Linked DNA regions of Mus musculus: region 2 is linked to region 1. A link is a loop called in an ENCODE intact Hi-C map of the cell type or tissue named here. Cell type or tissue: left cerebral cortex. All regions are shown on one strand.

Evidence for each region. Peaks named below come from ENCODE experiments on the same cell type or tissue, not always from the same donor. Only the 100,000 strongest peaks of a DNase experiment are listed, where the experiment ranks them.
Region 2: a loop joins it to region 1, with 2.3 times the contacts of the local background. A loop is called at or near these places in 8 of 42 quality-filtered maps.

Annotation. Positions count from the first base shown.
Region 1 is chr2:92,002,661-92,010,660 of GRCm38, forward strand. All of the region lies in intron 1 of Creb3l1 (cAMP responsive element binding protein 3-like 1), which reads right to left. Among named protein-coding and RNA genes, the nearest start is that of Creb3l1, 18 kb to the right of the region's middle. In left cerebral cortex, a CTCF peak has its summit at 4,397 (motif pointing right); DNase peaks (open chromatin) are centred at 4,468, 5,026, 5,811 and 6,331; H3K4me3 peaks cover 2,179 bases; H3K27ac peaks cover 2,169 bases.
Region 2 is chr2:92,327,833-92,335,832 of GRCm38, forward strand. Phf21a (PHD finger protein 21A) reads left to right here. Exons shown (of 19, transcript NM_001362829.1): 9 at 480-569; 10 at 2,683-2,976. Among named protein-coding and RNA genes, the nearest start is that of Large2, 39 kb to the right of the region's middle. In left cerebral cortex, a CTCF peak has its summit at 3,207 (motif pointing left); a DNase peak (open chromatin) is centred at 3,195.

The sequences.
Region 1 (8,000 bases):
CACTCAGGAGGCAGAAGCAAGTGGATCTCTGTGAGTTTGAGGCCAGCCCAGTCTATATAGTGAGTTTCAGGACAGCCAGGGCTATGTAGAAAGACCCTGTCTCAAAAAACCTTTTTGTTATTATCATCATTATCATTATAATGTGTGTGTATGTGTATCTGTGTGAATGTGTGTGTGAATGTGTGTGAATGTGTGTGTGTGTGTGTACATGCATGCCACTGCCTATGTATAAATGTCAGAGGATAACTTTGTGGGTTGTTTCTATCTTTCCATCTTTAAGTGGGGTTGGAGGATCTAATTCAGGCTGCTAGGCACATGAGACAGGTGCCTTCACTCACTGAACAATCTCACAAACTTCCTCACCTTTAAATTTTTTATTTATTAAAAAAAAACTAGCATCTGGAGAGATGGTTGAGCAGTTAAGACCACTGGCTGCTCTTGCAGAGGACCCATCTTAGCTTTAGTTCCCAGTACCCACACAGTGGCTAACAACTATTTTGTAGGTAGCTCCAGGTGATCTGATGCCTCCTCCTGACCCTCCACTGGCACCAAGAGCACATATAGTGCACATACAAACATGCAAGCAAAACACTCATACTTATTAAATAAGTAGAAACACATCTTATTTAGCATACAAAATGTATGGAACTGGAGAAACCAGGTGACCTCTGGCCTACACACACACACACACACACACACACACACACACACAGACAGAGAGAGAGACAGAGAGAGAGACAGAGAGAGAGAGAGACAGAGAGGGAGATGCAGATAGACATACAGGGCAAAAGTCACAAATACTATCTATGAAGAACATAGGGTTCAGTAAATGCAATGTAGCCCAGGAAACCTTGTAATTCTGTGGTTCCACACACCTTGATTTTTTTTGGGGGGGGGGGAGAAAGCTATTTATTTTTATTTTAGACATCTGAGTGTTTTGTCTGCATGTATGACTATGCACCTTGTGTATGCCTGTTGTCTGTGGAAGTCTGAAGTGGGCATTGGATCCCTTGGAACTGGAGTTACAGATAATTGTGAGCCCACATATGAGCACGGGGAACCAAACCTGTCCTCTGCAAGAACAGCCAGCAGTCTTAACTTCTGAGCCATTTCTCCAGCCTTTCCTACCAATGGGATCTTTGATACCGTCCTGGAAGTCACTAAGTAGGGATAGGCTAGTTAGCTCTGCTGGAATCCACCTGTCTCTGCCTCCCCATTTGGAGGTTATAGGCAGGCTCGACCATGCTCTTTTAAGTGAGCTAAAGGGCGCTAAGGCAGGTCCTTATGAATTTTACTGACTGAAGTAGGGAATGACAGAAGCCCTGAGTAGGAAGTCCTAGTGAATGTGTGTTGGCATGAGCACAGCCACAGCAAGGCCTTCAGGACCTCAGACCCCTGGGACAATTGACAAAGCCTCATGAGAAATGGCAAAGCTTTGCTTGGGAGCCCAAGTATGTGAGCTCATGAGTTATTGATCAGTGCGTGCAAAGACTGGCAACTGCAGCACCCTTCTGAGATTGCTCATGTCCAGAGTCTTCCCATTCAGACTAGAAGCCCTCCCACTGTGCTGTAGCTAATTACCGAGATTTCAGGTTACAGCAGGATACCATGGTAACAGAACCCAACTGGACCCCACCCAGCCTGTATGTGTGTCTGTATCTGTCATTTCTTCATTCTTCAATGTCCCTAGTTGGAGTTTTGGGGCCCAAGTCTGAGCTATGTCCCAACCCAGTACCTGTCTGCTTTTCTTTTTATTTTATGCAAATTACTATTTTATTTTATGTGTATGAGTGCTTTGCCTGAGGATATGTATGTTCACTCCATGTGTGCCTTGTGCCCTTGAAGAGTGAGCCAGAGACGACTTTGGATCCCCTGGAACTGGGGTTACAGATGACTGATAGATTTTATGTGGGTACTGAAAACTGGACTTGGATCCTCTGCAACAAGTGCTCTTAATGGCTGAGCCATCTCTCTAGCCCTCGTGTCTGCTTCTTTGAGACAGGGTGTTGTTAAGTAGTCTAGGCTGGCTTCAAACTCATGATCCTCCTGCCTGAGGCTTCTGAGTGCTGGAGTTTCAGGAGTCTACTGCGCCCCTCTCAGGCTGTTCTCTATCCTGAGGCATCAGGCTGTGGGGCCGCCTCACGGAGGCTTGCGTCCTGGCCTCAATCATTCCAGCTGTTGACTCAGTCTGTGTAAGCAGCAAGTGGTGACTCACTAATGTGTTATGAAATCGATTCAGTGGGTCGTGACCAGAACTTAAAAAAATATACTTAGAAAATTTTTCCTTGACACACAATAACTGTACATATCTATGGGGCAGACTTGGACATTTCATTACATGTGCCAATGCACAATGCCCAGACCAGGTCAAGGGGGCATAGCCATCAGCTTAAACACATATACTTCTTTTGTGGGGCACTGAAATGCTGTCTCCTAGCTATTTTGATATATATAATTAATCATTGTTGACCACAACTTCCCTACTGCAAAGCATTAGAACCAACCCCTTTGCCAGCGTATCCCTGACCCCACTGCCCCCTCTCCCCAGCCCCCATTTTCTCTGCCATTCCTAGCCCCTAGGAACCACTTTTGTGCTTTCTCATTTTACCACATACAGGTAAAAGTATGTTTTTTATTTTCATCTGGGGCCTTGTGTATGCCAAGCAAGTGCTTTATAAAGTCTAAGTTAAATAAACTGGCCCCATGTCCATGTGGGCATTTATAGCCAGATTTTAAGAAAAAATAGCACAAAACAAAATACAAAATAAGTAGAAAATATCAGAATCCATCAAACATACTGAAGTAAAAACCCTGGCAAACTATTAATCTCAGCTATATGTATACTTGGTACAGATGTCAATTTTCTTTTTCAGAAATAAACAGACAAAAGCTTTGACCATGATTGTGGGAAAGCTAATTAACCCATGTTTTAACCTCCTCTGTGCATAGTGGGGCTAATTATAGTTTCCATTGCTAAGACTATTGTGGGGAATAAGCCAATCCATATGAGTAAAGGTTTAGGATAGTCCCTTGTACAGTCATAAGTCAAGAAAAGTCATATCATCAATAAAACACTCCAGGGCCAACACATAGTAGGTGCTTTTTTTTCCTCTTGAAGAGTCATTGATGTGCAACACAGTGTTACTGTTGTTCATGTGCACTAGCTGGTTGGTTGAATGAGATTGGGCCAGGGTTGCTCCAGGCTCTGTATTCCACCTGGAGACTGTGAAGGGGATTGGCTCCAGGACCAGTCATTGGCTTTCTGCGTCCTGAACTATTAGGACACAGGCAGGGATGAGCAGTGCCTTCTGCTTCAGGATAAGGCTCAGCAATGGATGTGTGGTTTTTCAGGAGCAGGGAAGGCGCAAGAGTCTGGAACCATAGAGACCTGTTCTCAACTCTTCCACTACTTGCTGACTTTTAAAAACTTCTCTATAGCTCCTACTCCACAGCATTGCTATGGGGATCAAATGTTGGTTAGACTCCTGGTACCCACCTCATATGATTATGAGGATGCTATGGTTGAGTGCACGAAGCACTCAAAACAGCATGTGGTAGGTAGTATGTATGAAACACTTGGTAGTTAATAGCAGCCCCTAAACTCAGGCATGAGCTTGGACTCTATAGAGGGAGGTGGTTTGAGGTTCCCCTCTGAGCAAGTGTGACAAGAAACTCCAGGGCAAAACGAATCCAGAGACACCATTGGTATACTCTGGGCTCCCATTTCTCTTCTTCCGGGATGCTTCGTCATTATTTTATATTTTTCTTTTTACTTAAATTTCCCCAAGTGCTTTCATGTATTCCAACTTCTCCATACCCTACGGTGGGCGACCTTGAATTTCTGATCCTCTTGCCTTCACGAGGTACTGGGATGGAACTCAAGGCCTTGTGCATTCTAGGCAGTAGCCCTTACCTACTGAGCCACGCCCCCAGCCCTTGCACCCGTTTATTACACCCCAAGGAGCAAAGGCATTGCTTTACATTTGATGGGCAGGGCAAACAGAGCCAGACAAAGCCAGAACGTGCCCATGGTCCCTCAATACCCAGACCTTCCCCTGCCACCACACCACACACCTCTCTGTTTGGGACTCGCCTGGCTGATGCCAGACTATATTCCTGGAGACAAGTCTATGCTTTGTTCACCTGCTAGCCACTCATTCAGTAGCGGTGCAGGGGTAGGGCCTTGCATCTCAGAGTAAGGCCACTAGTGTTTTAGCTGTTCAGTAGAGTCTGGGCAGTGCCGTACAAAGAGCTCAGGGTCTGAACAAGTCTCTAGAACAACTGAGAACCTAGACAGAAACGCTTTAGGGATGTATGATCCATTCTAACGACCATCATCCCAGGCCATGATTGAGAGGTTCACATCCGCAGCAGAACCAGGCCATCCCACCTGGGGGCGCTTCCTTCCAGCCGAACTCGGGGATTGGGATGCGGTGATGGTGGTGGTGGGGCGCTCTCCAAGGCTGCGGTGGGGCCCAGGGGAGGGGGTTGCACAGAGCTGGAAGAGCCATGAGTCAGCGGCCACGGTATTTCTCCAGCAGCTGCTCCGCAGGCGATAAGAGTTTGCCAACCCCCTTCCCGGGGGCCTGGGAGAGAAGAGCCAGCCCCCTCCAGCCTGGGTTAGGGGTCCCTGAAGGTTTTCCAGTTTTAGGAAAATAAGCGAGGACCCTCTTTGGGGGTGCCCGAATGAACTTGCTAGGGGGCCTCAAATGGCCGGGTGTTGTGAGACACCCCCCACCCCACCTGCTAGAAACAACAGCCAACGCTCAGCAGGCTGGGAGCGGTGGGAGCCAAGTGGAAGAAGAGGGCGGCCAAGGGGCAGGCAGGGTGGGGTAGAGGAGCTCCCGCGCTCATTCCTCCCTGTCCCAGGTTCCTGGAGTGCTGGGTGGATGGTGGTCCTGTCACATAGCACCTAGACGCATCAGCCTCTCATGGGAGCATTGCCACCAGTAGCTGCTCACTGAATAATGTAGCCTACTTCCATCTGATGTCTGGCATTGAGCCGGCATCTCAGTTATGCTGTGAGACAGCAGGAACCCGAGAAAGTCAGTGGTCTATGCCCCTCAACTCATTTGCTAACAAGAAAGCTAAAATCCAGAAAGAGCAAGCCATTTACCCACAGTCACAAGGCGTGTCACTAGTATTTCGGATGGGGTTCTCCGCAGCTCTGGGATTGAACTGAGGGTAAGGAGGTTTCCCTTATGTTCTATACCCACCTCCCTCCATCCCCGTAAAGCTCACTCTAGAGATTTCAAACCTCCCCATCTCTGGCCCTGGTCGCTCTCGCCCGCTATAGAGCCTTCCTCCAGCTCACACAGACACACAAGAATCATATTTAGGCTGTCTGATGGAAATAGGGGGTGGCGCTGGGGGGCGGGGGAGGGGGGAGGAAGGCCGGTGGCCAGGAGTTCACAGAAGGCTCACGCCAGCGTTTGAGGGGGCGGGGTGTTCTGTTAGGGTGGGCAGTCTTGGGGGGGGTGCCATTCCGTACAGGCAACGGGGGTGGGAAGCCAGAGAAGGAGGCACTGGAGATATTTCCCTCCTCCTTAAAGACTTTTTCCTACACTTGTGCCAATATCAGCTCTTTCTCGGCCGCCACGGGCAACAGGCGCCGGTTCCACTCCCTGGAAGGAGAGGTCCCCAGACCTCCGGCTCTCAGGCCGGCACCCTGCCTCCCCGGCTGCTGCTTCTCTCCTTGGCGCTACAGCTCAGCCGCCCGCCCTTTAAATTTTAGGGGTGGAGGGAGCCCTGCTCGCTCAGTGCTGCAGTTACGTGGCTTAATCGGCCTCTTGGGCCCCGCCCCTCCCAGGAATCCCGCTTGCCATTGGTGAGAGCAGAGAAGCTCCTGGCCAATGATAGGAGGCTGCGAGCCACCGCCCGCCTGACCAGGAACGCGGTTGCGCAGAGTAGGATCCTAGACCTGGAAGCTTGCTACACGGGGGAGGGGGGATATAATCAGTTCTTAGTTTGTGTCTGGGGCAGAGCTGAGATGGCAATTCCACGACCCTAATCAGTCGTGTGGCCACTCGCGATGATAGGCGAACGGAGAGAGAGCAACTCACTTCCAGCTCTGCCCCTCCGCTCCTTCCAGTAATCTTACCATGGGGTGGCACGAATGGAGCCCCAGCCAGCCCCTCGTGTGAGAGGAGACGTTCCCAGGGTTGTACAGACTGAGCTCTTTCTTTCCTTAACCCTTGCAAAGGGGTCACTGCAGACAGTGAAAATATCTGGACGCAGCGGTCAGCTGTGGTATACGTACAAGCAGCCACTGTGCATCTCTTTCCCCTAGACCTGGACCTGGTTCTCTGATGCCTGCACTGGTGCTCTGGTTTCTGCACCAAACCCTGATCCAGAGAGATTCAGCCCGTGCTGCGTGGGAGAGACCTAAGTTGGTCCAGACTGAGATGTGGGATCAGGGGTGGGGGAAATCCCCTGCGAACTTTCCTTCTGAGAAAATAAGCTCTGGGAAGAGATGGGAGGGGAATCCTCTCACATTTCCCTCGTTCTTTTCCCAGGGAGGGCAGCAGACGCCTCTTGTCCCCTAACACACTGACCCACACATTCCCGGACGGTTACTTGCCTAGTGATCACTAGATAATTGCCTCCATTTCAAGCCCAAAGGCCACTGCTGTGAGTCACTGCTGTGTCCAGTGTGGGTGGGAGTTGGGTGAGGGAAACTTAAGACTGCCCAGAGATATGGGCTTCTGGGTCCCCAGTTGTCAGTAGATCTCCTTGTCCTTAAACATCACCATCCAGGTATTTGGGGGCCCTAAGAGACTAAGAACTTGTCTTCTAGAGACAGGCTCTTGGCTGCCTGACGAAAGGGCATAGATACTGAACCAGAACTCAGGAGGCCCCAGATGGAGAGCCCTACTTGGCTCTGCTCTGAGGTCCAGGCATGGTCAGGTGGTGTGCCCAGGTTTCTCCTGGGTTACTGTTTGTGTTCCCCCTGAATTGAGCGGTCAGGGTCAGAAGTCAGCTCCTTCTTTGTTTAGCCTTTCTGGACCTAGAAGGGATAAAGTCTTCCTAGAGCCCTCCTGGCAGGTGTGGGAGTTACAGGGAGTCTGCTGCTCTAACCTCCTATCAGGCCCTCTTCCTACAGGCCAAGGAAGGGCTGGTGCTGGGTTGACCTGTTTTTCCCTTATTCAACGATTAACCATGAAACCTAAATCCAAATACACAGGGCTGCTTCTGTGAGTGCACATGTGTACACTGCATCTCAGAGCTGGGATGGGAGGGACCTTCCACCCAGGGAATCTCCATTTCTCTGACATGACACAATGAGAGATACAAACCACCCCTACCCCCACAACTGATACATTGAGATTTGTCTTGCACAGGGTCTATCATATGTATATTAGTACTCCACCCATAGCACCCCAGTTTACATAGAGGGACACTACCAGACAGTAACACAAGCCCAATGAGAAACTCATCAGATAGGGTCAGATGGACACCAATTCAAAGAATGTCGCTCAGAGGTTAGAGCACATGCTATGTATGCATGAGGCCCTGGCTTCTATCACCAGTACCATAACCCCACCAAAGGCCAGGTCTGGTGATGCATACCTCTAATCCCAGCACTTGGGAGGCAGAAGTTGGTGGATCTCTATGAGTTTGGAGCCAGCCTGGACTACACAGAGAGACCTAGCTCAAAAACCAAAACAAGAAAAACACAACAGGAGAAAGACAGTCACGGCCACCACACTCACCATCTCACACCCTCCCAGGCCTAAAAGATGAGCAAGCTAAGCCCGAGAGTCATGTGAGCCCCAGCAAGAGAAGGTTTGGGAGTCCTAGCTTGTTTGACACTGGGACAGTCACAGCTGGATTTGAGGATTGGCTGTCACGGAGACTGGAGCGGGGTTTGTGCCAGCATATGCTGGAAAAATAAGCTGGCACCCACTGCAGGCTTCTTCTAAGCCAAGGAAGGTCCTGAGAGGGCATATACCACCTCCGCAATCCCTGCTTGGTAGTCTAACCACCTACTTTTTCCTGGG
Region 2 (8,000 bases), 330 kb after region 1:
CGGGTGGATCTCTGTGAATTTGAGGTCCAGTGAGTTCCAGGACAGCCAAGGTGACACAGAGAAACCATGTCTCAAAAAGCCAGAAAAAATGCTCCCTGTTGAGTAAAGCTTATATCTCTGGGGGAGGGGAGGGAAAATCCATGTGGACAGACAGTAAATTTGATTTTACTTAAGATATAGTTTTGACTCTTAAAATATAAACGTAAGGGTTCATGAGTGTAAGAAAGCCGTCCAAGATTGCTGAGTGTGCGTGTATGTGAGGAGACAGGAGTGCGGTTGATCACTGTATGGGACAGAGAGTCTAGGTGAGACAGGAAATAGTTTCTAAAGCAGTGTTGGTTCACATAGTGAACTGCATGGGAAGAGCAGGTGGGAGTTCTGTGTTGTGTGGAAGGCAAATGCCCGTTTCCTTTGCGTGTCTGCCTCCGACACTGAATAGAGACTGCCCTCGGATTTATTTATGTTTCCCTGTTTCTTAGCAGGTTCAAGCAACACCTCCTCAGCCCATCAAAGTACCACAGTTTATCCCTCCTCCTAGACTCACTCCACGCCCAAACTTCCTTCCACAGGTGAGTGAGGCAGTGGGAACTCCACCCGTGGGAAGTGTGGTGATATCCTCAGGGGCTTGCCCATGCAGTGAAGGGGCAGTGAAACTACCTGAGAGAAGGAAGGCGGCCAGGATAATACCAGTGGAGGGAAGCATCGTGGCACCATTACCTTGGTTGGGGGAAATATAGCCATATTTAGCAAAGGGAAACTTTGCTAAAAAGACTAGAAGGAGGGCTGGAGAGATGGCTCAGAGGTTAAGAGCACTGACTGCTCTTCCAGAGGTCCTGAGTTCAATTCCTAGCAACCACATGGTGGCTTACAACCATCTGTAATGAGATCTGACCTCCTCTTCTGGATTGTCAGAAGACAGCTACAGTGAGTCTACTTACATATATAATAAATAAATCTTTTTTAAAAGTGGGGGGGAGGAGTGGGCAAGCAGCCCCTTTTTAAAAAAAAAAAAAAAAAAAAAAAAAAGACTAGAAGGAGAATCAACAGCCAGACGAGCCCTTGTGACACCTGGCTTACAGGAGTTGGCATAGGGGTCTGCATCGGGCTTTTCTACCCAGCAACTAGACTGACTCTGCTCGACCCCAAGCAGTCCATCCAATAGAAAGACCAACACTTATGCTCTGAGAGTATAGCTTTCAGACACAGAGAAAAAGGAGTCTGTCTGTGAGGGGTCATATAGTACTAGCATGAGAGAAGACCATCCTCTTATTTATCAGATAGATCTTTACTGTTGGTAGCAAACGTTCCAAGCTATTGTGTCCTGAATATGCTAATTTCCAAGACACAGCTGCAGCAGCATCACAGTTGCCTATAGGGTATTAGCGTCCATAGGGGAGTACGGTAGACTGAACGTGTGGATGGGACACAGACCATTCTGGACTGAGAAAGTACATTCATGATTTCCTAGAATAGTCTACATTCAATGTGAGACCTAAAACCCTAGTAAAGTCTGTCTGATATATTTTGAAGAAGGAATTTTTTAAATGTCCCAGGCTGAGAGTACCAAGTAGGCTTTCATGTCTTGAGTGGAGACACACCATGTACATTCAAAAAGCCAAGGAGATTTGCTGTGGCTGTGCAGAGACCATGAGGCTACCCAGGTTAGACTTAAAGAAGATCCTGGAAAAGTGTCCTGGAGAAGAGCGAGCCTGTGGATCGTCACCATTGTGCAGAGATGTGGGTTGAGTCCTAGCAGCAAGGGGGTCTATGGAAGTGTTTACAGGCAAATACTTAACTGGATGTCTTAGAGATTCCCTCTTTTTGCTGGTAGACAACAGGTTGGAAATGGACAGGAAGCACAGGCTGGACATTAAAATGTCATGAGCTGATCTTCAGAGACTCTGCCTCTAGTCCTAGGCACTTTATATGGACTGCCTGGTTTCTTTGGGTTTTTTTTTGGGGGGGGGGGTTGTTGTTGTTGTTGTTTTTTGTCTGTCTGGTTTTTTGTTTGTTTGTTTTTGAGACAGGGTTTCTCTGTGTAGCCCTGGCTGTCCTGGAACTCACTCTGTAGACCAGGCTGGCCTTGAACTCAGAAATCCATCTGCCTCTGCCTCTGCCTCTGCCTCTGCCTCCCAAGTGTTGGGACTAAAGGCGTGTGCCACCACTGCCCAGCTGACTGCCTATTTTCTTTCTCACAACAGCTGTATGAAAGGCTTTCAGGAAAGAATCAAAGGTTTAGTTCATGTTTTTCAAACTAAAATTAATTAATGTGATATGTTGGTAGATTTCATGAAGCTTTTGTGCTTTAGAAATGTATATAGGTGTAGCAACAAGGTCTTGCTGCTGTATCAGTAGCAGCCATCACGGGATCATTTTAAATTAACCTAAACATTCAGACTTAGAAGTCTGTCATTGGCCGGGCGGCTGTGGCGCACGCCTTTAATCCCAGCACTTGGGAAGCAGAGGCAGGCGGATTTCTGAGTTCAAGGCTAACCTGGTCTGCAGAGTGAGTTCCAGGACAGCCAGGGCTACACAGAGAAACCTTGGCTCAAAAAACAAACAAACAAACAAACAAACAAACAAGAAGACTGTCATGGGCCACACTTGGTACCAGTATGCTTGGAAACACTGGAAGACTTGCTACTTCTGGTAATGCAGATTTTTTTTCTCTCTCTCTCATAGGTTCGACCCAAGCCTGTGGCCCAGAATAACATTCCTATCGCTCCAGCGCCTCCTCCCATGCTTGCAGCTCCTCAGCTTATCCAGAGGCCTGTCATGCTGACCAAGTTTACACCCACAACCCTCCCCACATCCCAGAATTCCATCCACCCTGTCCGTGTTGTCAATGGACAGACTGCAACCATAGCCAAAACGTTCCCCATGGCCCAGCTCACCAGCATTGTCATAGCTACTCCAGGGACCAGACTCCCTGGACCTCAGACTGTACAGCTTAGCAAACCAAGCCTGGAGAAACAGGTAAGGGCAGAGTGTGTCTGCACCTGCTGTGGCAATAGCCTTGCCCTTGAAACAGCAGCTGCTGGACGCTTTCTAAATACTCTTTCTCAAGTGTTCTTCATCTCAGCACCAAATCAACATCCTATCACTTTATTGTATGATAATTCACTCACATTCAAAAGAGCCTTTCTCCTGAATTAAGTTGAATTGTTTTCCCAAGGCTTCAGAGTCTTATGTAAATGTGCTCCCCCTGCTGGCTTTGATGCAGAAATTCACAGACAGGCCCCTCTGCCTCAGGGAGGAAGCACCCCATACTGGAACAGAAAATACCATGGTTACTTTACCCACTGAGAGTCCAAGTGAAGACCCAACTGGGAGCGTCACTCAGGAGCAATAAACAAAGCAGAGAAGGGATTTCATTTCAGAAACTTCCTTGATCATCACAGATGACATAGAACCAAACTGTAACTTTCTAGACTACATGTAGCAGACATTTTATTTTAGTTCAAACATTGAAGCCCTACCTTTATATTTTCTAAATTCAGATTTTTATCATAATTTAGTAAAGTTAGTAAGACTAGAGGAAAACTGGTTACCTCCAAAAATAAAACCTTGAAGGCACAAGAGCAGCCTTGGGGAGAAGGGATTTCTAACCGTCACTCTTTCCTGTCAAGAGAAAGAGCAGTGACAACAGTAGGCTTCAGAGAAAAACAGTTTTCAAGAAGTTGCTTTAACTAGCCATTGGCCTGCTGGGGCAGTCTATAATTTGGAATCCAGGAGGCTTAGGCTGCAAGATGGCTGCCACCTGCTCCCAGCCCTGGCTGCAAGCCAGGACTGCCCTCTAGCTGTAGAGCACTGAGCTCCTTGACAGGGCTTCATGGTCCCATTTCCCATCGCTAAACCTCACTTGACTTTATAAAGAAAAAGTTGTTTTGTTTTGTTTTTTTTAATTTCCATTTTATTTTTCCTTTTCCTTTTCTGATTATATAGATATAATACATGTGACTTAAGGATACAGACATCACAGAAATATAAGTTGTAGAAGATTCTCTCCCCCAACTTATGCATTTTCTGAAATATTTTACAAAATTTTACCTGTAGTAGTTAGTTACTATGAACATTTTCAATCATGTGCTTGTCTCAAACCATCAGTGTCCTGGGCTGTTTCTAATCACTCAGACTTGGTCTCTCATCCATGAGAAAATAGTCTCTGGTGAGTCTCAGTCTTCTGCCTGAGCGGGTGGCCAACCATGATTCAGAGAGCCCGGCCCCTGGTGGGGTTGTCACAGGCTGCCTTGGCCTTCTTAAACAGAAGAATCTTGCATACACACTCCCAGGCAGCAGAGTTGAATTATAAAACTTTGTGTTTAGGAAACACACAAGACAGCTCATCACCATTCCTGCAGAGCCTGCCCAAACACCAGGAAGTGCTATGAGGGCTATTCTGAAACAAATTACTAACACCAACTAAATCAGAAGTTTTTAGACTGTGTGGCAGTCGGGCCTTGGTGCTTAAATATGGAAAGTCGTGTGCTCAAGTACAGGGGCGTAAGGGACAAGTCCTTGAAGCTGTGCTGAGTCTTAGTCGTGCTGTGGGGCCTCTGTGCACCTCAGAAGGTGACTGCACAGTGCCACTTTCCATCACTTCTCTTTTACCTTTTGCTAAGTAAAGAAAAAGCTTTTTGCCAGGCAGTGGTGGCACACACCTTTAATCCCAGCACTCAGGAGTCAGAGACAGGTAGATCTCTGAGTTCAAGGCCAGTCTAGTCTACAAAGCTAATTCCAGGACAGCCAAGACTATACAAAGAAACCCTATCTTAAAAAACAAAAGGGGCTGGAAAGATGGCCCAGCGATTAAGAGCACGACTATTCTTCCAGAATTCCCAGCAACTACATGGTGGCTTACAACCATCAGCAGTGGGATCCAGTGCCCACTTCTGGTATACATGAAGACAGTGACAGTGTGCTCATATACATTAAAAAAAAACATATATACACACACACAAACACATTTTCATCTTATTTTTTCCATTTCTTTTTCTGATTATACAAACAGCATCCATGATTTTAAAAATGCAAATATCACAGAAATATAAATTATAAAAGATACTCTCCCTACAACCTATGCATTTTCTATTATATTAATTTTACTACCAGTAGTTAATTAGTATTAACATTTTCTATTACATACCTCCAGATATTTTCTATTTACTTGCTAACTGAACTTTAAAACAACAGAAGCAAACTATGTGTTTTAGCACAGTCTTTTCTAGGTCTTGGGCATCTTTTCATGTCTTGGACTTCCATGTTAATGGCATCTTATGGTTTGATTTTATTAGCACCTAAGCTCTAAGTTGAAGGCCTTCTTGCTAGTAGTATGGCTTTTCTCTTTGCTAGAAGGAATCTGGTCACTGCAGGTTTAGTTGGCAGGCCATCTGGCATAGTAGTCATACAGATTAGCACAGTTAGCAGGAACTCTCTAGACTAGGTTCTATTCTCAGAATTTCTGACTTCAGAGCTCCCACTGACCTTCTTGTAGGTAGGCTGACATAAGGAATCAAGTAGAGGCCTGATCACAGGATTACTAAGCCTGTGTATATGGCATTCTCAAGTCTTGATAGATTTCCTCAAAGGTTATGACCATATTCACTTACTGAAGATACGTAAATGAACTCTAGGGATGTAGCTCAGTGGTGGAGCTCTGGCTCTGCATGTACAAGGACCTGGGCTTCATCTCTTATACCACAAAAAAAAAAAAAAAAAAAAAGGGTCAGGTGCCAGCTACTTTGCAGCTCATGGCATTTGTATATAAAAGATGAGAAAACCATCAAAGCCTCAGTTTCTGCATTTGGATCAGGCATTGAGGCTGTGCTTCAGGGAAGGAAGCATGGCAGACTATGACGATTCGTGGCCTCTCTCCCGTAGACATAGAAAAGAAGGCAGGAAAATTAAAAACCTATACTGGTCTCACATCTGCCCCTGGAGTCTTCTTATCCACCCTCACTGAAAGATCTTCAGGTGTGGATCTAAGAGAAAAGACACCAGTTTAGTAAGACATGCAATAAGTTCAGGTCCACAAACTGTTCTCCCAGTGATTTAGAGTCATGTGTACACTGTGCTGTGGTCTTTGGCTACAGCAACACCACTGTGTCCATAAATGTACACATCTCAGTTTTAAAACCTTCAGCAAGCAGTAATAGTGCAGTAAGTTGAAGGTCTTGCTCCAATCTTGGTGGCTGTTGACTGATCAGACTGGCAGCTACTAAGTGAGGTGATGGTGGCAGTTTGTTAAGATGACAGAGATGTGCTTGAGTCACACTCCTTTCATGAGGGATTTCTTTGTCCCATGACAAGGTTTCTTTCAAAAACCAGAATGAGTCTCCAATATTCTCTAGAGAAGATTCCATCTCAAGAGAGCATTTACTTTTCCATCATCAGAGCAACCCATCCTCTGTTAGAGCCTAGTCACATCATGAGTGTGACGCCAGCACAGCTCCACGCCCCGCTTCTGACTCCAGTATCAACTGCTTTCTCCACCTCTGTTGCTTCTGCTGTAGTCTTGAACCCCTCAAAATTGCCTGTGAAGACAAGGGTCAACTTTCTGTTCATGTTTGAGACTATATATGTCTTGAATTTGAGCATCTAGAATATTGAAGTCTTTCCAAAAGGTTTCAGTCTATGGCTCCTATTGCTTTATTTAAAATGTATTTCTCAACTAATAAGATTTGAAAGCCATAATTAGTCCTTGACTCATGGGCTGTAGAATGGCATTGTGTTAACAGGCATGAAAGCATCATCAACATCTTTGTACAGCTCCATCAGAGCTCTTGAGTGACCAGGCATTGACAATGACACTGTTTTGAAAGGGATCTATCTGAGCTGTAAGACCTAGAGTGGGCTTTCAGTGTTCATAAACCATTATAAACAGATGTGCAGCTGTCCATGCTGTGTGCTTCGTGTGCAGAGCACAGGCAGGTGGGCTCCGTGTGCAGAGCACAGGCAGGTGGGCTCCGTGTGCAGAGCACAGGCAGAGGAGAGTTACTGTGCTTCTCAGGGGCCCTAGGATTTTCAGAATGAGCACTGGCTTCAACTAAAGTCACAGCTCATCAGCCCTTACAGGAGAGGCAGCCTGTCCTCCGAACCTTTGAACCTGTGCACTGACGTCTCTTGATCTATGAAAGCTGTTGCCTCTACCTGAGAATCTGCTGTTTTGGGTCACCTTTTGTCAGCTGTCTTTGTGACACAGAGGCAGTTTCTTTCCTCAAATTCATGAACCACCCTCTGCTAGCATCAAACATTTATAGCTTCTCTGAGCCATCAGAGATGAACACAGGTGAATGTTGTTCTGAGCTAGTCTTTGTCTTGTGGGATGTTGTTGCTGGTTGGATCCTCCATAGCAGTAGTAGGCTGTCACTTTCCTGTAGCTCAGGAGAGGCACATTTAACTTCCTTCAAGGACTTTCCTTAGGACATGTGGCTTGGTTGTTTGGCAGAAGAGAATCTCTTTTAATCTGTGTTGTTTTTTTATGCCCACTTCACTAAGTTTAATCATGTTCTAGCTTTTTTTATTTAAAATTATAGATGTGTGACTTTTTCTGTCACATGAACATTTAGATGTCACCATGGGGTTATTTATTAACCTAAGTTCAATATTCTGGAGTCCTGCAGAATAGGAAGGACATGAAAGTTGATAAGTGATGTGTGTGATCTAACTGACTTGTCCCCTCTCCTCCTTGAGCCTCCCTAAAGCAGGCATGCTTAGGAGAGTCATGTCTCATATATCAGTACTATTCTCCAAGTGAACCTGAGCCTGAGCTGAGAACACAAGTCACCACCATAAAGGGAATTTTGTCTTGTTTTCAGTCCAAGTTTACGAAATTCACATAATGCCGCTACCTGGACATTCATCTATGGCACTCGTCAGTTTGAAATTTGGGATGCAAATTATTTCCTTAGGTTTAGACATGCCAAAGACAAGGATTCTATCTTTTCTAACCTAAGAAGAGCAGGAGTCCCAGCAGACACATGAGGAGGGTGTGCGAGACA